Regions from separate parts of the Mus musculus genome. Here all the other regions are linked to region 3. Evidence: chromatin loops called from intact Hi-C (ENCODE). Cell type or tissue: left cerebral cortex. All regions are shown on one strand.

The links. Hi-C counts contacts between places; a loop is a spot of excess contacts. Peaks named below come from ENCODE experiments on the same cell type or tissue, not always from the same donor. Only the 100,000 strongest peaks of a DNase experiment are listed, where the experiment ranks them.
Region 1: a loop joins it to region 3, with 2.7 times the contacts of the local background. A loop is called at or near these places in 3 of 42 quality-filtered maps.
Region 2: a loop joins it to region 3, with 9 times the contacts of the local background. A loop is called at or near these places in 3 of 42 quality-filtered maps.

What each region holds. Positions count from the first base shown.
Region 1 is chr3:57,947,305-57,955,304 of GRCm38, forward strand. It overlaps Gm32753 (a long non-coding RNA gene), which reads left to right and starts at 2,974. Exons shown (of 4, transcript XR_867305.3): 1 at 2,974-3,477. In left cerebral cortex, no CTCF peak of the experiment used is centred here; DNase peaks (open chromatin) are centred at 3,665 and 4,361; H3K27ac peaks cover 228 bases.
Region 2 is chr3:57,995,421-58,003,420 of GRCm38, forward strand. All of the region lies in intron 2 of Gm40055 (a long non-coding RNA gene), which reads right to left. Among named protein-coding and RNA genes, the nearest start is that of Gm40055, 32 kb to the right of the region's middle. In left cerebral cortex, no CTCF peak of the experiment used is centred here; DNase peaks (open chromatin) are centred at 3,203, 3,486 and 4,109; H3K27ac peaks cover 655 bases.
Region 3 is chr3:57,842,232-57,850,231 of GRCm38, forward strand. Pfn2 (profilin 2) reads right to left here and starts at 5,526. Exons shown (of 3, transcript NM_019410.3): 1 at 5,120-5,526; 2 at 2,943-3,135; 3 at 1-1,083. The coding sequence starts at 5,251. The coding sequence ends at 986. In left cerebral cortex, CTCF peaks have their summits at 1,741 (motif pointing right) and 3,917; DNase peaks (open chromatin) are centred at 257, 509, 1,832, 2,774 and 6 more places; H3K4me3 peaks cover 4,374 bases; H3K27ac peaks cover 3,444 bases.

The DNA.
Region 1 (8,000 bases), 110 kb after region 3:
GCCTGGGTCCTAGAGAGAAAGGTACAATAGTGGGGCATCCCAGCCAGCCATGGGAAATTGGAAGTATGGGGCTTGCATGACAGTGACCCACAGTGGAAACTTAGCCAGCTGGGTGGAGAGATTTCAAAGCTCTGAGTCATATAGTCTCCAGGAGATGAGACCAGGCCTACCATACCCGCTAGTGCCTGCCATGCCTGCCCTCTAGGACCTGCTAGCTTAGCGTGGATTGCCTTTTTAAATATTTCCCTCTACAGTCATTGATATAGGGGAGCAGTCCATTGTAGGTGGTATCATCCCAGGGCAGGTGGTTTTGGGAGGCATAAAAAGGGTAGCAAATCATGACCCTGAGAAGCAAGTCAGTAAGCAGCATTCTTCTATGGCCTCTGCTTTAGTTCCTGCCTCCAGTTCCTGCCTTGAGTTCCTGCCCTGACTTCCCTTCATTATGTACTATAAATTGTAAGCTGAAATAAAAACTTTTCTTTCCCAAGCTATTTTTGGTTAGTATTTTATCACAGCAGTAGAAAACTTAACACACTGGTATACAGAAAGTCTGGCTAAGTCACATAGTGAGACCTGGTCTCCAGAAAACACTGGGAGATGGTTTAGTCTTTGAGAACATGAGGTCTCATCCCTGAAGCACAGAGACAGTAGTCAGCGGTCCTTCAATGAGTGAGTATGGTGGCCTGCAAGGAAAACCTGACCTTCCGAATCAGTGATGGGCTGGGTTTGTCAGGAGAGGTAGATTGACAGACAGTCCTGCTCATGGCCCTACATCTCAACAAAGCTAAGCCTGGGCCTGATGGTTTCACAGGATGAACCCTCTGCCTACAGCACGCTGGTGACATGACACGGAGTGACGAAAAAAGGAAGTCTGGGGCAGAGGAGACACACATTGTCTTCATGAGCATCTCCATGAAAGCCGGCTAATCCTTGTCAGTTTGATTGGTACAAAAAATAGTTGAGGGTCTGTGTCTTCCTTGGGGTCAAGGTTAACCTACAGACAACTTCACTTGCCTTTTATAAGCCATTAATATGAATCTCAAAAGCATAAGGAAGAACATTTCTCTAGAGAACTCAGTTACAAAGTACACACCAAAGTACACATACGATCTCTGGGCACAGAGCAGCTCTGGTAATTTCTGGCTTCACAAGTTCTGTCCCTTGTTTTTTAATAGCTTCACCCTCAAATCAACAAATTTGCAAGAACTGTTAATTGTACTGGCTATTTTTATTTTAGTTTTTTTAAAAAGTGGTATGTATGTGTGTATGCATGTGTAAGGCACATTAGTGTGTGCACACACACCATAACCTCAGAGTAGAGGTCTGAAGACAATATTTGTTTTTGGCTATTATCAATTTTGTTTGAGATACATTCTTTTTGTTGTTTTTACACTGTGTACACCAAGCTAGCTGGCTTGACATCATCCTGAGAGTCTCCCATCTCTGTCTTCTTGTATCTCAGTCTTTTTGTATGATTACAGAGACTTGTGCTACACATCTGGATTTTATGGGCACCCTGGAGAATTGAACTCTGGTCTTTTACCTGCTGAGTCATTTCCCTAGCACTCTATTTTAGTTTTATAAAGTTTTCAGATTGCTTTGGCCTGCTACCAAGATAAATATATCTACCTGTGAATGCCATGTATAAGCTGTCCTTTATTTGAACTCACACTTCCTTAGAGGACCACTCTTGAGAAAAGTCTAAGAAAGGTCACCTTCATACAGAATCAAATGATGACCATTAACAATTTAGGCAGAGATTTCTCCCTTTGAGAGAAAATCATTTGGGGCAGCTCCAAAGTGTTAATCGCAGCCATGAGGCCCCTTTTCCAGGGCCCCAATGCATCACTAACCTCTGGGGTTGCAAGAAGGGTTGTTTCCATTTTTCTAAGAATGGTAAACAATAGCAATAAAAGCCCATATCTGTGGTTAAGCTTGGATGCTACAGAGAATTATAAAGAAGGGAAGGGATTAGCTAAACTAGATGTTAGGGGAGCCCTGAGACAACTGAGAGGAGAGCCGGTGTGGTTTGCAGTAGTTTACAAAATAGGGCCTCATTTTAGGTCAGAACTACGGTAGATGGAGTGCAACCCCTATCTAAACCTTAGGTTGGGATAAACACTGAACAATCAGCAAAGTTGATTTGAATGGGAAATACTGAAATGGAACAAGATTTTCCTTGAGGGGACTAGGAAGAAATTGGAAAGTATGGTGGATTTAGCTAAGAGCATCAATAGCTAAGGGATAGGAAGGATGGCGGCTATTCTGCATCCGCATCACTGTAAGGGGTATGGATGTATTTGTGCTCAAATGCTTTCGCTAGGGAAACCAGGCATGTCAAGCACACAGGGTTGTTCCTTCGAGGGAAGGAACACAAATGCCGTTTTCCACTTAGAAGGCTGAAGCAGATGTGCTTTGTGTGTGCATCTATGTGGTAGAGATGGTTTTGTCACCGGACCCTCCTCCAGACCCTAATCATAAACTTGTCTCAGCCAATTTATAGAACCCATCTTTATGGACTTTCACAAAGAATTTTGTTGAATGTAGTCATGTTCTTCAAGGAGATTTATGTATGCTTTTTTGTGAACCTGGGATTGAGTTAATCACAATAGTTCACCAGAATAGTTTCCACAAAATTTTGCTATACCTAAATATGCCAGATAAAACTCAGTCACACTTTTAAAGTTTAAACCAATTCTAGCTACTCAGTAGCGCTGAGCTAAACTGTCTTGTTGCCTCTCAAGGCTCATCTCTCTACTACCTGTGAAGGTTGAAGAGGTTACCCCCTTCTCTCTCTCTCTCTCTCTCTCTCTCACACACACACACACACACACACACACACACACACACGCACGCACGCACGCACGCACGCACGCACTGGACATCTCAGGTTTTCTGAATATGGTGAAAGATGCCAGGGATGAGGGTTCCAGTACCCTGAACCCTATGATACATATTATGAAGCTGCCCTTACCAGTCATCTTATGTAAGATTCATGAGTTTTCAACACATATGATGCTCTTCAAAATAGACACTAGTGGCCCTGGTGTTAATTAACACCTGCTTTAATTCCTGCTTTAATCAATATTCTACTCTGTAACCATTGCCACAACTATAGTACAATGCTTAGATGTTCTTTTTACCTCTTGCTAGAAAGGACAGAGAAGCACCTTCACCATGTGTAATGTCAGCTGCAGAGAAACAACATTGGAGAGAAGCAACATTAGAAGAATTCATGATCGAGTTGTGACAGACTAGGTCGGAAATAGCAGCAGAGACAGCCACCTTAAATATAGAAATCTCTGAGGTCAGGTCAGTGTCCTCCCTGCCCTTTCAGAGCCTGGCAGGTCCTAGTGACTGTTGCAGATCCGTGCTGCCAACAACCAGCACATCAAATGGACAAGCCAGAGGCCAAGGGCACTTGTAAATTGTTCCTGATCATCTCTAAACATTTCTGGTCTTAGCAGGGAACAGCAGGTGAGTTTCTCTATAAGCCTTTTCCCTTTTCATCCTGCCCTGCTCAGAAGCTGCCAGCCTGCTGCAGTCTAGAGTCCCAGCCACAGCTATCTGATACCACACTGGGCTCCATTCCTAGCCACCAGAGCTGGCTGACAAAAATCAGATCCAAATGAGTATCACCACAGGCACTGCAAAAGCAGCCTGCTCTCGGGCTTTATATGTTCCTTGGCACTTTGCTTTTCTCTGACGTGGCTCACTCCTTGTCCTTTGTCTGAGCCTACAACTTCCAACCTCTTCAGTGAATACCAACTACAAACTAGATTCTGTGAGTGGCCTGGCCTCTAAGATGGCCAAGGCAGACTGCTGCTCCGAAGAGACTAAGGATCCAGTTAGAGAGAGCGGTGTACACAGGGGAAGGCTGACAGCTTTCCCTTCAAGCACAAGATGTTCCTGCACACTGTGCCCTCAGGGGTGCCCAGACCCAATCATCCTCAGGGTTACAAGTTCAGGGTAACAGGTGCCAAATCAGAGGTATAGTGTGAGAAGATAAAATGTGTCTTTGTAGGTGGCACAGAGGATCTCTTGGGTTTCAGGGACAAGTGTAGACAAATACTGATAAGATATTCATGGCTGGATGTGTAGGGAATACAAAAGTAGAACTTCTTTAAAGCCAGATTCATTTTATACAATCCGGATGTGGTATTAGCTCTGTTTTATTTATTTATTTTTTCTTTGCAGGGGGGGTGGGGTGGGGTAGCTAGACAAGGAGAGTAGATAAACAGAGGCCAGAGATGAACAAATGTATTACTTCAGGAACAAAACGGTCCTGACACATCCTATTCATTTTTAGCTCTTTGCTTCCTCTGAAAAGAAGTAAAACTGGGGAACTCCCTGTGTCCTCAGGAATCCTTTGTTCTTTGTACATCGCTGATCCCTCATTATCCCAGAAACTGCAAAGCTGAAACTTCTCGTAAGAAGCCAGCTGCAGCTTGGCTACAAAGTATCCTTTGGATCTTTCATCTGTAAAGAAAGTTTCCAGGGTGTGGGGGGTTGGGGGGCACGGGGGAGGGGGAGTCAGTCTTATTTGCTGGAGATTCTGGATTCAGTCTATCAAGGGACTTTCTTTCAATTAGACACCTTTCTTTTCATGTGTTTGTGTGTATGCTGTATGTGCTCATACATACATACATACATATATGTGTATATATGTGTGTGCATGTATATGTATATTTATGAGTTTGTGTGTATGCAGGGGCATGTGTGTGGAGACCAGAGATTGGAGTTAGGAAGTCACCTTGATCTTGATACTTGATACTCCTTACTCTTTGTTTTTTTGTTTTTTGAGTCAGAGTCTCTCAGTTAAACCCAGAGCTAGTTAGCTGATAGGCTCATTACATTTGGTCATTTTCTCTGAAAAAATATGCTGTGCTTGCCTTTTGAGGGTGCAATTACCAAAGTGCCGCCACACACACTCAGCTCTTCAGTGGATTCTGGGGATGCGAACTCTTGGTCCTTTTGCCTGCACAGCAAGAACTTTATGGAATTATCTCCCTGGCCCCAGACAGCATGTTTTAAGGAAGCTGTCTCTGGGTCCCCCACTGTCATTATCTTAAGGGTGAAGCCATTCTGTGTTTCCCTGTAAGGCTGAACACTTGAAAACAGATCTGTGCATATGGGAAGAGAAACCCCTAGAAGATGAGTTAGGCTAAGCTGTGGACGCAGTGGCAGAATAGACGTTATCCTCAAACACCTGGAGGTTTGAAGGAGTTTCTTGGTTTGTTTACATTGGTAATTTGAGTGTGCTTGACTCCCGGCCCTTGGTGGCCTTAAGTGTTCCCTCTGACCTTTTGAGACTTGTCATATGCTAGGTACACATATTCTAGCAAGGATTTTGGGATCCAGCAGACACACTGCCTGGTCTGGGAAAGATTCCACCACTCAGTGATCTCCTCTACAAAATAGAGATAACAACAGTGTATAAGGTATAGGCTACCATGAAGCTCAACCATGGCCATGTCCAGTGAGAGACTGGCTAATTCAGACTGGGGGCTGGAACCTTCCCTGTCTGTGCTTGCCACTTAGTAGCTATAAATGGTCTGACTTTGACTTTGCATTTGTTTAAATCACGTGGGAGAACATAACACTTGCTCACCAAGATGTTCAGAGAGATGTCTGAATATGTGGGCCTGTAGCTGTGAGTGATGGACACATGTTGTATCTGAATGATGTCATAGCTGTCCCCTGTGGTACGGAAGAACAAGGAGCGGGACTCTTCAGTGCTCAGACACACCTGTAGGATACTTCTTGAGTCTGAGTCATGAATAGTTGTTTCTGCTGCTGTCTCAGTAACAATGATCAGTGGTCAAGAAATAGCAAGCTTGATCATTCTATTTTTAGCACTCAAGTGAGACTTCCTAAAATTCCAATGACCAGTCATTTTGATACTTACAGATTCCATGGTCCCGTTGCTTTCTGAATATAACCTGAAGACCCTTCAATCTCACACTCTAGATCCTCCTGCCTGGTTCACTTGATGGCTAACTCTCGTGTCTCCTACATTTTCTACTCAGCCAGAAGATCTCAGTTACACAGGTTTAACATTGTTTCTGCTGTTCCTCTATCTGGAATACTTTCCAGCTTAGCCCAGCATAAGTGGGCTTTTGCCAACCAGCCATCCTAGCCATTGAAGTACCTTCTAACTTGGTTCAGAAAACAATGGCCCAAGTTCACGAGTTCAATAATCACATAATAGGTAAAACAAGGAAGAGAGGCTAGTTGAACCAGAAATGACTATAATAAGTTTTAAAGATGTTTGGTTTATGCCACTGTATCCACTACCCCAAATTACTACTGTTTTAATGTAAACGAGGCATTCGTTTTTATTTTTTATTAATTTCAATTATGTGTGTGTTACATGTGTACAGGTGCCCAAGGAGATGAGAAGCATTGGATCTTGCTGGAGCTAGAGTTCCAGGTGGTTCTAAACTACCTGACTTGGATGCTAGAACCAATCTAGGTTCTAACTATAACCAATCTATAAGAACACCCGAGGTTGCTCTTAACCTTTGAATCATCTCTCTAGCCCCCAAATGAAATATTTCTAATTTTATAAAAGGAAAAATTACATTATAAATCTCTTGTATACATTTTTATTCTAGTGGCATAATGTCAATGACTCTCATGTCAATAAATACTAATCTAAATATGTATAATGATAAAGCAAAATATGTTTATGTTATGTTTAGTTAATCTTCTATGGTTCACTCTTTAGCTTACCTTGATTTTTTTTTCTGTTGCGGTAAATATTAAAAATGATCCAGCATGTTCCCATTCTAGTGCCAGCACTGGCAGGGCACAACACTATGCCCCAGTGGGGTCCCACCCACTCTGTTCCACATTCCAGTAACCAAATTGAACTGCCAACCTCAGTTAGATATTACCCCAGTAAAATCAAAACCAATTAGATTTATGTATCAATAAATCCTCAATTTATAAGATGCCAATAAAATAATTTCAGAGCCAATTGATAAAGATAAAAGCTTTGTCCCAATTATTCTAGCCTTATGATATCATAACAACCTGTAGCTGCTTAAAACCAGCTGGTTCATGTCCACCTCCATTCTCCTTCTCCCTTATCCCCCTGAGACACTGTCTCTCCCCCTTTGCTCCGCCTCCCCTTTCCCTGCCCAATCACAGGCCTCCTCTACATTAACGTAATTGGACAGGGAAAATGCTGCGACATTTTGTAAACAACATAATGAACCTCAAATTGTCTTCTTGAAAGAAATTTCTCAATAGTGACAGAAGTCTTATGTTTGTGCTTGGACTATTGTATTGACTTTTATAGATATCATTTCAGGTGTTCATTGAAAAGAGAAAAACAGGAGTATACACAGAGGTAAAATTAACACACAATTCCATCTGTCAGAGGTAAGGGTGGCCCAGTCTTGATGAACTCCAGCCCTGAGTCAGCAGAAAACTTACTACATTTTCTTCCATTTTCCCATGTGTCCAGATGTTTGAGATTTGTCTAGATACACCCACTGGCATTTTCACATTTTCACAATTTTCTTTCATGGCTCATATTTTTGACATTTCAGGAAAAAATGAGATATTCAGACAGAAACAGGAAAAGGGATGGCGGATGACTGCTGCATTACTGCTCAGCACCGCTGTGACTTGGCAGTTGCTGTCGCAGTCAACAGAACACAATCACAAAACTTCACCCTGTCACACCAACGCCCATATTCTCAACTCTCATGCTGCAGATCCAGTTCTCAGGCTCCCCAGATTCTGTGGACTGAGGTTTTATGAGCACTGACTTTATGCGCTTTATCTTACACATTGGAAGTCACCTCTCTAATCAGAACTTCTCTTCCTCGTGTAAGAGAATTTGTCCAGTGTTAGTGAACCATTCCTGAAAACCCAGGGTATAAAGGAGACTCAGTCCTAGATCTTCAATAGTCAGCCGCTTGGGACAGAGACCAAAAAAGGATCCTGATGCATCTATAAGCAGGACTTAAAAACAGAAAAGCCCAGGC
Region 2 (8,000 bases), 150 kb after region 3:
TCTTCAATGCTATAAAATGCACTTATAATTCAATGCTAACAATAAAGAACAGAAGGGTAATTTATCCTCAGTGAAAATTCTACCCATTTTCTTTATATTCTTTGTCCAAATAGGTGTGAAGTAAAAGTTCAGTGTGGGTTTGATTTGCATTTGTTTTATGATATACAATGTTTAATATTTTTAATATGTTAGCCATATGCATGTTCTGCTTGTGAAAATGTTTACTTAAGTGTTTTTGTCCATTATGAGGTATCTGAATTTTTATTGTTGCTGGGTTATATTAGCTCTTAAAATTTTTGGTTAGTCCCTCATCAGATATATGATTTATATATATATTTCCTTCCATTCTGAAGATAACTGGTGGTGTGCGTGTGTGTGTGTGTGTGTGTGTGTGTGTGTGTGTGTGTGTGTGTGAGTGAATGGCTACATGTGTGCCTCTGTGTGTGTGTGTGATGGAGAGAGAGGTGAGAGTGTGGAGGTCAGAGTTTTGGAGTTGTTTCTCTCCTTCCACCTTGAGACAAGGTCTCTCTTCTTTCTGCCGTGCTGCATACTTCAGGCTAGGTGGCCCATGAGCTCTTGGCAATTCTCACCTTTGCCTCTCATCTAACAGCATGAGTGCTAAGACTGTAAATCTGCACCACTGCCTCTGGCTTTTTGATATGGATTCCAGGGCTCAAACTCAGGTCATTAGGTTGTGTAGGAAGCACTTTTACCAGCTGGGCCATTTTGCTGACCTAGTATTTTATGATATGCAAATTTGGCTTCAAGGTTACTCATAGTTATTGTGCAGATATGCAGCTAATTTTGTATATTGCAGTTTTGATGAATTGGCTAGCTAGTTCTAACACCCTTTTTGAGGAATTTTTAGGATCCATATAGACATAATCTTTGCTTAGGAACAGTTCTTCCTCTACAATTTGGATTGCTCTTTTGATTTTGTTTTTCTTGACTAACTGCCCTTACTTTAATTCTCTTCATTTTCAGGATTAGGAAATTAATGCTTAGAGATGATAATTAGCTTGTGTGAGGTAACATAGCTAGGTGGTACAAAACCTCAAGGCTCTGAACTGTAGAGTCAAGGATGGAGTCAAAATATTGTGGAGGATTTTAACAGGTTGGGATGGAAAAGTTATGGAACGCTGGGCAAGTAGATTTTGACTGTTTTAATGTGGCCCTCTATATCTTTTGGAGAGTACTACACACTAAATCACTAAATGCAAACATGTTTAAAGCAAAGACTAAGGGGAATATAACTTCATCTTAAAACAATACTAATTCAGAAGACAACATTTGCTTTAAGATCAGTTAGAATAGCAGCATTAATTGGAATGAGTTGGTGCCAATGATTGACAGGTTATAAAATCTGCCTTTGTCAATATTTTCCTGAAGCTGTTTGTTCTTACACTTATCTCTCACCACCACCCCTCTGTTTTTTTAGTTTCTCTCTTTCCCTCTCTCCAATCCTCTACACAGCTTCAGACTTTTAAAGTTGAACCAGACCTTAGGAGAAAGAAGAAAACAAAAACTTCCTCCTCTCTCACATTCTCCTTTCTCTTACTCTGCCCCACCTCTTCTCCCTCTTCCCTTCTTCCCCTCCTTCCTTTCTTGCCTACTATTCAAGTAAAGCTCCTTTCCCAATCTGTTGGTGGTCTTTTTGTCTTATTGACGGTGTCTTTTGCCTTGCAGAAGCTTTGCAGTTTCATGAGGTCCCATTTCTCAATTCTCGATCTGACAGTGCAAGCCATTGCTGTTCTATTCAGGAATTCTTCCCCTGTGCCCATATCTTCGAGGCTTTTCCCCACTCTCTCCTCTATAAATTTCAGTGTCTCTGGTTTTATGTGAAGTTCCTTGATCCACTTAGATTTGACCTTAGTACAAGGAGATAGGAATGGATTGATTCGCATTCTTCTACATGATAACAACCAGTTGTGCCAGCACCATTTGTTGAAAATGCTGTCTTTCTTCCACTGGATGGTTTTAGCTCCCTTGTCGAAGATCAAGTGACCATAGGTATTTGGGTTCATTTCTGGATCTTCAATTCTATTCCATTGGTCTACTTGTCTGTCACTATACCAGTACCATGCAGTTTTTATCACAATTGCTCTGTAGTAAAGCAAGCTGCACAGTAGCTGTCCATAAGTCTCATTCAAAAGAGTGATGATTTCCTCTTCAATCTCACTCCATCTTCTCAGATGACTAGATCACATTTTAAACAGGATTGATCTCTACATAGGCACCTATTATATAATTTTTGTTATTTAAAAAAATCAGTCAAAAAGGAATGGTACCTTGTCATGCCCAAGAGTCTATAATTGCATTTACTTCACTCTGTAACTTAAGCAAATTTATGTCATGAAAAGGCTGCTGTGGACTCAGCTAATACTCTCAGATACTTTTTTTTCTTAATAACTGAAACTTCATGGTAGCATAGAACATGCCAGCTACCAGAAAACACATATTAGCATCTTACTACCAAAGTCATTTAAAACCTGTTTCCCAAGGTTCTTATTTTATATACATACCAAAGGAGTCAACAGGAACAAAACAGTTTCCTAACATGACTCAAATTTTTTCACAGTTCAGTCATTGATGGGTGACTTTAAAAAAAAGAAAAAAGAAAAGAAAAGAAAGAAAGAAAGGAAAAAAGAGCCTATACTTTCCCAGGCTTTATCTCTCTTTCTCTACCTCCCTTTCAAGGTGAGCAACCCTTGCTAAGGGTTGTACTATTACTGTCACCAACTTAAACTATTTACAAATGAAATCTTTAAATGTTAGATACAATGCTAAACATTTCTTCTGAAACACCTGCCACATATACAGCATTCAGCTCTGTGCACTGTCTCTTGGTTCTGTTGATGAGGAAGCTGAGAGGAGCTATGGACCTTCTGTCTCGTCAGAAGGTTGGAACGAGTGAGTGATGAGCTGGAGTCTGGACAGCTCTCTCTCTCTCTCTCTCTCTCTCTCTCTCTCTCTCTCTCTCTCTCTCTCTCTGCTGTGAGTGACCTGAAACCTGAATTCCCATATGATATCTCAGGGTGGGGGTGTGCTTTCCTTCTCAGCTCTGCTGTTTGGGAGTCATTGGTTTTGAAATAAGAACAACCCCTGATGGCCATATGGAGATTAGCGATTCTGCCTACATTAAATTAACCTTATTGATGGATTTCCTGCCAAGCTCAGTTTCATTTATTATGCATGTTCCTTTTGGTGGGTGGAAGAAAAAAAAAGTGTGAAAAGTATCCTCTAAATAAAGCAGTGTATAAGTCAGTCTTATAATTTTTTTAAGCTTATTTTTATTTGCCAAGTTTTTCTGTGTGTCTTTGGGGCAGGGAAATGTGTTTATTAAATAAAGTGAAAAGCGATATCTTGAAACAAGGATGTTTTGGTAGTACACAACTAGCAGTGAGTCTTTCTTTTTTTTCATTCATCATTGTCATCTGGGAACATTCCCAAACAGCAGCCAGGGTGGAGTGGTGTCAAGATGGCTGAGCTGAGTCATGGTGTTCTTTTCAGCTTCCAGAAACTTCAGCTGAAACACACATCGTGCTTCCTGGGAACATCACTGAGGAATGTAAGTGGGTTGTGCTAGTTAGCTCTAAGACATACCTTGAAGTTTCAAGCAAGGAGAGGAGTCCCTTCATGTGATAACCTTCTCATCTTGGGCTACCGATATGAATCAAGGCTAAGGTGATCACACAGTATAGACTGTCTGAGATAGCCTCAGCTTTTATATAACACTGAACATAAATAATTGAGTCACAGGTGACTGTTTTATGTAAACTATGCTGGAGCTGAGAAGATGGGGAAGGTTTTCCAAAACAGTTTGCAGCTTTGAAATTTCTTTAAATAGCTTGAAGCTCCAGAACTATCTTTTCAAACTGTGAAAAATAATGACCCAGATTGATCATCAGTTATGTACGTGGGTTTATTTATAGAATTTGTTAGTCTACATGTTTCTTTCTATAACAAATATTTTAATACACCTTTTGCTATCCTAAAATAAACTTTTGTCATATATCATGAAATAAATACCCAGGGATGTTAAGAACACTGCTGCTCTTTCAAACTCCCCGAGTGATTCCCAGCATCCACTTGGTGGCTCACAACTGTCAGAAATCTAGTTCCAGGAGAGTCAAACCCCCTTCTGTCCTCCACAGGCATCAGGCATGAAATGAGTGCATGAAGGTAAAAATATCCACACATATTAAATAAATAAGCATTCTGCCCTATGAAGAGAGCTAAAAGGAAGTCCGTTCTCAATAGATGTGAATATCACTTGGCAAACACTAGACAAGACTAGTGTTGAAGATATTGTTCTAAAGTACCTTCTAAAGCTTGACCCCCATCTAGATGGGAAGATGCACATTCATATTTTAATTACTTATGATGGGCAACCTGAAAGGATGACATAAACCCCTTTTGTCTTTATTTAAGGACCAGGCCTGATTTAGAAAAGAAGGCTACAGGCACTGGCTTCAGGAACAGATCATAATCCAGAAACAAGTTTATAAAACCTCCTCCCAAAGAACAGCCTGGGGGGGACCACAAAAACTGGGAAACACCTTATCTCAGAATGAGCCATCTCTGCAGGGCAGCCCTATCTCATCCTATGGTTAAACGTTCATGACATAGGAATGCAGACCACTGACCACCTGCGACCCCCCTAGCACCCACCAGTGAAATTTTAGATTACCTAATCCTTCTAGAAAGTTCCTCTGGTTCCCTATAAGAAGACCTGCACGCCTTTGTTTGGGGCTGCCATTTTGGAGAATGGTTAATCCCCACATGCTGGTTGTTTCTGCAGAATAAACATTTCTTGTCTTTGCATACTAACTGAGTCTGGGGTCTTCCTTCAACAATTCTTGGACCCTTACAAAGTCAAAGCCAACTTCTTCAGCAGTGAGTAGAGGGAGTCAGTTGAGCCTTTCCTACGTGGTAGAGAATGTACATGAGTACTGACGGACACTATTTTCTCATTGTTCTTTTTGCCTTCCTCAAGACAGGGTTCCTCTATGTAGCCTTGGCTGTCCTAGAACACATTCTGTAGACCAGGCTGGCCTCAAAATCATGGAGATTTTCCTGCCTCTGCCTCCTGGGTGCTGGGATTAGAGGCATATACCACTACTGCAGTCTTCTCATTGTTCTTAAATATCTACATTTAACAGAGTTGAAGAGTATTTCACATGGAATCAGAAAAGCTCAAAGACAGCATCGATAGACAGTGCAGTTTTCCCACTGCAGTATAGAGATCTTCCCTTTCATTTCATGAAATAACCATACATTGGTGATTATATGAAAAAATATACAGGGCAAATCAGACTGACTAAACTGTTGCCCTCATTACATTAAAAAGGGCTGCCTTCAGGTAGATTTTGAAATGGAAAGCAAATCTTGGTAAATTTCTGAATATATAAAGTATACTTCTTTTACAACATGCCTTGAACTTCTCTGAAATTCAATGTTTTTAAAACTATTTGAAAACAATCTATATGTATACTTAATGAATATAACTGACTTGAATGGAGATAATTGTACTTTTCTGGTTGGTAATTATGACATAATAGTTGTAAATAAGAAAACTAGAAAGTTTAAAAGATGTAGTCCCCACAGCAAACTCTCTTTCCTTTGCTTTACAAGGGGCCCATCTCCCTGTTTCCACTCAGCAAATGTCAATGGTGCTTTTCCAACCACTGTGGCAACCAAAACCGATGTCATAGTAAACAGTCCTCTTCATAGCAGAGGCGTTGTTGAAGTGTGCCCTTAGCAGATCACCTGCTCAGCCAGGCAGCAACTGTGGAGAAAGGCAGGTTGCCTTCATGGTAAGAACTAGAACAAAGAGATTCATAATCTAGAGAACTGTCTGATTCATGCCTTCTGAATGGCTCTCTTCCCGGTGCAAGTCTTCAGGTGGGTGAGAGACCAAGAAGGCCTCTCCCTGAGTATTACCCACCTGCATGCTCTTACTTTGCTTCTGTATTTTTGAAGATATTTGGCCTTCTGTTGTAGAGGGTAGGCTACCAGTAGAGGAACTCAAATAAAAAATGTCTTAGTCAAATAACCCAAAGGGACAGAATGACCCAGGAAGTGATAAGACAGTGAGTTCTTGCCAACCCAGATAGTTCCACTCTGACTCAACCCACTATTGTTAGATATCTGATTGTTTTCAAGGAAAACTAGAAATCTAAATTTATATCTAAAAATGTCAGTTTTAAAACATTAGCTCATGTGTATATGCATGTAGGAAACAGCTATACCATTTGTACATACTGTTCCTTACAGTATACCCATGAATAAACTAGTCAATACCTTAGGTACTGACTATGCTCAGCATTTGAATCAGAATGAAACCTAGGAGTTAGATTTAATTTACTCTATCATATTGATAAGGAATAGAAGCTAAGGGGAACTAGGCAAATTGTCTAGTTGCTGAATAAGAAACAGGACTCAAATCTTAATCAGGATTCTATTTCCAGACTAGAGTTTTGCCTGGTCTATGAAGACAACTCAGAACATTGTGGTCTTCATTTTTAATCACTCAAAGATAAAAAAAAAATAATTCTTTGAAAATGCAATCAACATTTAACAGTGGTAGAGAGACGGAGCCCAATGCTATTATCAGCATCCAGGGGAGGTTTTCTTTGGGGAATTCCATTTCAGGTAAAGGTGAATCCTTTACTAGGGCCACTTAAGTTTGAAGTAGAGGTAATGAGTTTATTAAGTAGAGTCAAGAAAGAGCACAGACTTCATATTTATATGCAGGGATTTAGAGAGAAGCATATCTTCGGATGTCTACATAATGACCACATATACAGTTCTATGACTTTATGACTTATATTGCTTAAAAATATAATTTACAAAGATTGAAGATTAAACAATGTTCAAAAAAAGAATTCAAGTTTATAAATTAAGTTTAAAAATACAAGGTGCTTCACTTTTCTTTTTCTTTCTTTCTTTCTTTCTTTCTTTCTTTCTTTCTTTCTTTCTTTCTTTTTTCTTTTTTCTTTTTTTTTCTTAAAATCTTCCTTTTGGGCTAGAGATTTGACTCAGTAGTGGAGTTCTCACACAACACTCATACACATACACACACATGTATATTTTTTCACTCTAATCTTTATGAGGTACATTGTTTTGAGTTAGAGATGAGAAAGACATGCTAATGCATTAAAACCCCAAAGCCACAAACATTCTGGCTGAAAATAAGCACAGTCTCCCCTCAACCCCCATGGATAGGGTTACCATGTTGCTCTGGTTGTCCTGGAACTCAGCGGATAAACCAGGCTGGTTTCACTTGCCTCTGCCGCCTATGTGCTGAGATCAAAGGCTTATTTTCCCTCTCCTGCCTCTAGTTTGTTGGTGCTACTTACATTTGAATGTGTGTGTACATGTGTGGAGTACTCTGAGTCCATAGAGGGCACGGGATTCCCTGGCATCGATGTTACAGGTGATTTTGAGCTGCCTGGTATGCACTAGGAACTGAGCCCAGGTCCTCCACAAGAGCTATAAATGATCTTAAGCTCTGAGGTATCCCCCCAGCTCCATAGTATGATTGAACATCCTGCTTTGTGAGACAGTCACTGTGTTGCAATTTCAGTTTCTAACTACCAGCTCCAGCCAGAGTTCAGGACTTCCTTCCCTTTCCAGAGCCTCTCAATGTCTCTCTTCCTAGGCTGCTTTATGAAGGAACCATGGCCACTGAAAACAATAGAAATGCACTTATTTCATTAAGGACAGTCAAGCTTTCTCAGTGCTTCTTAATCCAAGCGTCTTTCTGGACAGGGAGGAGTGCCTGGGTTTTTACAGTGTTTGCTGAAGGCGGGGTGAGCCATTTGCTGATTTGTCTGCTAGCCCTTAAAGCCAGCGTTGAAAATGACTGCGGGCCTCTTGTGAAACCATTAAAAGCTTTAATTGAAAGGCTCTCCTCTACAAGCCACAGATGAGTTTTTGATTATGCATTCCTCTTTTGACCCTAAATGCTCTGGAGCCTTGCCAAGTGTCAGGGCAAG
Region 3 (8,000 bases):
TAATGCAACTTCATATAAAAACCTAAGCTGCAAATAAAAATTGGTCCTATGAAAAATAAACTGGACACACTCCAGATGGTTATGTTGGGATACCTAATATCCATAATGGCAGCCTTTACATTTTCTCAAGAGCACAGCTGGTGTGCAAGAAAAGACAGGTCTGAGCTACTGCAATGACAGAATGTCCCTGGGAATTTGATCGGTATGGTTACTGCAGTAAGGTCGTGGGAGGAAGTGCCTTTGCTCTCCAAGCTGCACGCTTCATGTCCTATAGACACTACAAATAGTCTGTCCCAAGTGCAGTCACTGTATTAAAAAGTAAAACACTGCAACTCTCAATAGCTCATCAACAGAGGAGGTATTAATTAGTTAAATAAACCAGGCACTACACAGAAGAGAATGGAAGCAGACCAAACACCTCGTGTTGGTAGGGAGGGGTGAGAAAGGTGTGACGTACAGAGGCATGCACTTTTTCCTCCCAACCATGCGCTACAAAAGGAAGACTAGATGAGCCAAGGAAATGCTCCAAAGTGCTGAAAAGACACTGATCGAGTTAGAGACTGTACACCGGCACCTTGCTTACTATTAACCTATTTTAGTAATCAGTAATCCACTAACTGCTAAGACGAAGTGATGCCCAACTTGGCATGCCCCCTTCCCCCAGTTTCAAGATATCATGCAAATCATTATTGTGCTGCAATTATGATGCCAGATAAAGGTTGGTTACAGACCTCTTCAGGTATAAAGCGAGTTCATATGTTTTCTTGTTAATTGTGCCTGCGTGGACACCTTCCTTTCCCATGACTATAACCAATGCTGGAGTACACAAGGAAACAAAACAAAAATGAACACAATTATTTAAGGGGAAGGGGCAGAAAGAAAGACACCTTTCCCCACCAACAGAGGGATACAAAGGAGACTTAAGCTTACAGCTAGGAAAATTTAAGAGCAATTTTCCCCTAATACTTAACAGTCTGCCTAGCAGCTAGAACCCAGAGTCTCTCAAGTATTTTGCCATTGAGTATGCCTTCTTATTCAATCCGCCTCCATGGACCCCTTCTTTTCCCATTACAAAGACCAAGACTGAAAGAAAAAGGAGAAAAGTGTTTCAAAAGGAGTGTTAATCAAGAAATCACGTAAGTTTAAGCAGATAGATTAATAAATTAACATTAAGTTAGTTTCCATGAACTGTTAAACACTGAAATCCATTATGTCTCCAGAATGGAGAGCCTTCAGGCTAGTAAATAAACTAAAAACAGCACACTACTGGATGCATGTAGGAAACCCCACTGTACAGCAGCTAATTTCCATAAAGGGATCTTTATGAGAGCTAGGAGGAAAGTGACAGTTTACCTTGCATCCTAGGAGAAACAGTCTGGCTGATATCATGCTATTCATCTCCTACAACATACTTTAAAAACTTTCATATTTTTCATTTACAAACTCTCCCCAAATGTAACATGCATGATAAATACAAGCTATTGTCCTATACGTGTGACTATAAATGAGAGACATGTCTATTACTTCCAGAGGAAAATGAAAACCAAATTTAAGCAGAAATGTTACTGCCAGTCACAAAACTCTACACTAGTGATATCTGTCTTATACAGATACTTCCCTTTGCTAATTCTTTCCAGTCTAAAAAAAATAAAAAAAACCACAAAACCTGTTTACTACTTCTAGCACCTAATTTGTGAACTGAACTATATGTACAGGTGTGTTTCAAATATACTTATTGCCACTAGGTGTCAGCAGTGTTCTATGGTTAAAAAAAAAGTTTCAATTCATTTGGCTTCAAATGTTGATTTTTTTTTAAAAGATGCATATTTGTGTTTTTGTCATGCATATATACATACTGCATGTGTGACTGGTGTCCTTGGAGTCCAGAAGAGGGCATTGGAGCCCCCAGGACTGTAGCTACACAGCTGTAAGCTGCTGCAGGGTGGGTGCTGGGAACAGAACCTCAGTCATGGCTATTATGCACTAAGACATTTTTCCAGCCCTTCAGCAGATGCATGTTTTTTTCAACCCTAGCATCTTACGTATCTAGAAGCAGCAAAAACTTAAGATTTGTCTGTTTTAAAGTTATCTTGTTTTGTGTGATTTGTTTCTGAAACAAACCACACCTCAGACACCCACAGCATTAAATGATAGCTCACTGTAGGCTCTTGTGATTTCACACTATAGAACTGTTCTAGGTGCTAACTTTGCCAAATGAGGCAGTTATACAGGTTAGTACATGTATGTATTTGTGTGTCGGTGAGATGTCAGAGTAAACATCAATGTCAAAGGTTCTCTATGGAATATGACAGTTCCTTATGCCATATTGAAACCAGAACTTTTATTATCAAGTCTGGAAACTGGTACCAGAGTTTGTGGGCCAAGTTCTTAAACTGCGAGTAGTTTCCTACTTTTCAAACTGATATCTCGTTCTTTGGAAGTATTTCAGCAAATGGAACATGTACTCTAAAACTTTGGCCTATCCCTCTTCTTCAGAAATGTTCCTGGCAAAAAATAAAACAATGTGATCTTTTTTTCCTTCCTTTCTTTTCTTTTCTAATGATGAGCAGAGAATTGATTTCAAATCTCAGCAAACATCAAAGGAAAGATCTCCAAGTAAAGACTAATTAGACACAAAGATAACTAAGTGACTGGCACAGACTAACAACCATCTATCCCACAGCATCGTAACGCGTTGGACTGAGGCACCTTTTCATTTTTAGGTTTACCAAAGCTGTCATAATTTAGAGTAGTCAGATGAGGCTGCATATGCACCACTCTAAAGTAGACAGGCTGAAAGCAGTGCCACCTTTCAGTGCTGAGCAGTTCACAAAAACCACCTTAATAGCCATTATGAACCAATTTTCAATTTAAACCATTAAAGAAACCCTAGTTGTAATATGACATGCAACTTTTAAGGAGAAAAAAAAAAGCCTACTCACCTCTCCCGGCCCTGCCAACAGCAACGTTGTATGTTGGCTCCCCACCTTGACTCTTTGTCCGGATGTCCATTGTGCAGTCACCATCAACGTATAGGCTATCTCTGATCACAGAACACTTCTTTGCTCCAAGAGTCAAACCGTTGGTAAAGAAACCTTCCCGGTCTTTTCCTACAATCATATCTATTTCTACTGGCTGGCCACCCAAAACAAAGAAGAAAAAAATTACAGTTAATCAGAATCTGATACAACAAACTGTGTGCTACCGTAGAATCAAGATAGCTGTTTTTATTATTACCTATTCCTTCGTGGTTACATGATTTACACATTAGTTTGCTTTTGCAGCGAACAGTGAGGCCTGCTAACTAAAAGCCAGTGTGTATCAACCATACAGAGAGTTTCCCTAAATAGTTGGCAGTTGACACTAGGTGCAAACTGAAAACGAGTTATTTATAAACTATCTCAAGTCAGGTGCTACTTGAGGTGCTTATGTAATTGTAAAGATTCAGGTATAAGCTCTTGTATACAACAGCTTGACTATCATATTTTGCCACATTAGTCATGTTGCATCAAATTTAAAGTTGGGTAAAGTCGATCCAGATGGGCCTGCTTACATCTCTGTTTCAAGCAGCTTGAAATGTCCCTGGTAGTATGAACCTCAGTTACCACAGACTGTGGGACATCTCCAAATTCATATTTCCCTCCTACTTTTCTAGCCACCACTCTTTTCTCTCCAACTTGCCTTGCCCTTCCATTCAATAACCTGCTTTCCTTCTGGACAAATGCAGAGTGATTCTGTCTACAGCACTGCGGTAGCAACAGCAAAATCAGAGAGAAAATGGAGGGGCATTGGTAAAGAAAGTGAGGTAGCCACCAGAACCGGAAAAGAGAATCTGTTCATTCTAACGTTCCATGAATAAGAAGGAAGGCGTCGCCCCCATCAGAACTGCAGAGTCATAGCAGGCCCCAGCCATTTCCAAGCATACTCCCGCAATATTCTTAAGCCAGACAGCGGGAACTCACACACAAAGACAAGACTGCAGAAAAAAAAGTTAATCACCAAATGTCAATTCGCTATAGGAACTGTGGCCTCCCACATGGGGACAGGAGATCTTAAAGCACTCCTGTCACAGACTGAATCCACACTAATTTGTTAAACCACATTAAGTAGTAAAATGCTGAGCACCTGTGATATGGGACTTGAATTCTGTTATGTGGTAGGGGAGGGAGTGGGAGTGGGGAGCAAAGAAATTAAGAGAATGGTCCTGTACTTGATACTGGTGTCAAAATCTTAAAGAGCATTGCATAGAAACAAGCATAACAATAAGCAGTGTTGGAGACTGGTTGACGAATATTCTCCAAATGTGTGGCAACCCAGTCAAAAGCCATCAAGTCACATGAAAAGGAGGCACCGTGAAGCATAAATCGGTATTAGTTCTTTTACTACCATCACTAAAGAGGGAGTGACTTGGAGAAGTGTTATCCCCCTCCAGCGACTCCCCAGATTTTTTTAAATCACCCTTAAACCATCCCCTTTTTAGAGCTATGTTGCGTAACTGGGGATAACAGTATATCGATGAATCTCTATAGGTGGAGAAGAGAAATCAATGGCAGTTCGCCATCTTGGAGGAAAAAAAAAAAAAACTATAGAACCACAAGCTGAAGTAGATTCACCATTCCACCTACGTGGTCCGCGTACCTTTCTCTCCAGCCTAGGCGGCCTGGACACCCGCAAGCCTACGCAAAGTCACTCCATTAATTCCCGGGATCCGGCCACTGCCGCCTCCCACATTCCGCGCTCACAACCGAACCAGATCCAGGGCCAGCCTGCCGCCCAGATTCCCCCCGCCCACACCCGGGGACCCGCACTGCAGCCCGCAGGGCTCCCCGAACGCCGAGGGCCTCCCGGGGAGGCGTCCCCTCCTCCACCCTGGCAGCCGCAAGCCGGGGCGCCGCCGGGGCGAAGAGTCCGGCCGCCCCGCCCCCGCGCGGCCTCGGGCAGCATCCCCAGGCTCAGCTGCCCGCAACCGGGCTCCGGCTGCATCCCCTTCCTCGCGGGCGGGCGAGGAAGCCGGCGGTACCCTTCCCTTCAGCCCTAGCCGCATCCCTTCCTCGCGGGCGGGCGTCCCCTTCTCAGAGGCCCGCCGCACACCTGCCGGCTTGGCGCCCCCGGGCCTCACCGTGATGCTCTGGAAGACGCCCCCGGCCGTGGCTGCCCAGACGTATTTGGCGTCGCAGTAGCCGACAATGGCGGCCTCCTGGCAGCAGCCATCGCACATCAGGTTATCCACGTAGCTCTGCCAACCGGCCATCTTCGAGCCCTTCGCACTGCAGCGGGGACGGCAGGAGCAGAGGCGCAGCAGCGGCAGCGGCGGCGGCGGCGGCGGCGGCGGTGGAGGCGGGGCGGGGGCGGGGAGGAGGCGGCTCTGCGCAGGCACCGACCGCCCCTCTCCGGGGAACTGCGGCGGGCGGTGACAGGACCCGCAGCGGGGAGCGCCGGGCGGCCGCGGCCGCGGGGCTCAGGAGCCGGCGGCGGAGCGACGCTGGCAGCGGGGCTGGTGACGGCCGTCTCACACCGCCGCAGCTCCCTCGGCTCTCCGCGGCCGGCGGGATGTGCGCGCGCGTGCGTGCGATCCTTCCGCAGCGCAGCCGGCGAGGGTCCCCGGGAGGGCGGGGGAGCCGAGGCGGGGGCGCGGAGGGATACCGCCGGGGACAATCACGGCCCACACGTGCGGGAGGCGAGTGGGCGTGCGGCTGGGGCGCGGCGGCGGAGGCCTCACCACCGGCTAGGAGGCGAAGCAGCTTGAGTGGGCGCCGTGGGGTGCCGGAGCTCTGGGCGCCCAGCGGCCACGCTCACCTCTCAAGCGCCCGCTCGGGGACGCGGTATTGACAGCATCGGTGTCGGGTGGCAGGGTTGCCCTGGTGACGGGATGCGGAGGGTTTACCCTTTGTAGTGGGAGCGGCCAGTGCGGATGGCCCACACTTGGGGAGGTGTCTCTTAGAAGACCTTGGCCAGCTGCGCCTGCACGCTCCTGAAATCAGAGCAGCTCTATGCTCTTTGTTGCCTCCTTTGAGTACAAGGAACTTCAGGTTCAGTGGAGCTTTTGCCCTGAACCCAGTGCTGCTCATCATGAGTGTGGCTCAGTCGTCCAGAAATTCTAAACAAAACAGACCCTATGTGCACCTGGTAACTGCAAAAGTTAGTGTGCGTTAAATACATCCATGAAATACAAAGAATAATCAAGCTAGAAAAGGAGTCATTGAACTAGACCAGTGGTTCTCAAACTTCCTAATGTGACCCCGTGATACAGTTACTCATGCTGTGCTGACCCCCAACCTTAAATTATTTTGTTTCTATTTCATAACTGACATTCTGTTAGTTATGAATCATACTGTAAATATCTGATGTGGAGGATATCTGATATGTGACCCCAAAGGGTTTGAGGCCCACAGGTTGAGACCCACTGTACTAGATGGTGAAAATAGTTCAGAATCTAGATCTGAGGAAGACTTGTATAAGACAGGGTGGGAAGTGGTTTAAGGGTCTCTGAACATTCACCTACATCTTTATTAATTTTATGTGCTGGGTCTAGACCCAGCATCAGATGTTCCCCAGTGATGACTAGTTTAAATGGATGACAAACTTGACCTGCCTATTAAGGGAAAGAAAGCTCCAATAGATTGCAAGCTGTTGTCAATTTTAAAGTTGTGGGGTACACTGACAATTTTATAATAGCATCACTGAACTTTTGCTTATTTATTTATTGGACTTTAAAAAATAAAACTAATGTCCTAGTGTTCTGATCGCTGTGAAGAGACACCATGACCACAGCAACTCTTTTTTTTTCCATTTTTATTAGGTATTTACCTCATTTACATTTCCAATGCTATACCAAAAGTCCCCCATACCCACCCACCCCCCACTCCCCTACCCACCCACTCCCCCTTTTTGGCCCTGGCGTTCCCCTGTAGACCACAGCAACTCTTACAAAGAAAAAAAAATTAAAAGGGACTGGCTTACAGTTTTAGAGGTTTAGTCCATTATCATCATGCTTGGGAGTATACAAGCTGACATGATACAGAGGCATCGCTGAGAGTTCCACATCTAGATCCCAAAGCAACAAGAAGAGTCCTGGTCCTGAATTTGAACTTTTGAAACCTCAAACCCCACCCACAATGACATACTTCCTCCAACAAGGCCACACCTCCCAATCCTTCCTGTGTAGTGTCATTGATGACTAAGCATTCAAATGTATGAGCCTTTGGGGACCATTCTCATTCAAACTACCACAGGTAGGACTAAGACCATGGAAACTAGAGGAGGGCCAACAACAGAGTAGTCAGCTGTCAAGTTGGGACAGTATTTGTCCTCCTGTTTGGAAGATAGAGAATTCTGCTCCTTATACAGGAATCTGTCCACTTCTGCCTTTGTGTCCTCATCTGATTTAATCTCCCTTACTCTTTCCTATTTATCATTCTGCCTGTTTGTCACAATCATTTTAATTCTTAACTTTTATTATCACCTTAAAAAAATAAAGATGGGGTGGAGAAATGGTTCAGTAGTTGGGACTGGGTGCTCTTCTACCAGGTCCCGGGTTCAGTTCTCAGCATCTATATGGCAGCTCACAACTGTCTGTAACTCCAGTTCCAGGGGATCCATAGCACCAAGTATGCAGGTGGTATACATATATATGCATGCAGGCAAAATACCAAGATGCATAAAATATTTTTTTTAATTAAAGATGGGGCAGGGGGTGTAGTGTCACATATCTTTAATCCCAGCACTAGGAAGGCAGGCTCAAAAGGAACTCTTCAATTTGAGGTCATGTCTTAGTCAGGGTTTCTATTCCTGCACAAACATCATGACCAAGAAGCAAGTTGGGAAGGAAAGGATTTATTCAGCTTACACTTCCACACTGCTGTTCATCACCAAGGAAGTCAGGACTGGAACTCAAGCAGGTCAGGAAGCAGGAGCTGATGCAGAAGCCATGAAGGGATGGATGTTTCTTACTGGCTTGCTTCCCCTGGCTTGCTCAGCTTGCTTTCTTATAGAACCCAAGA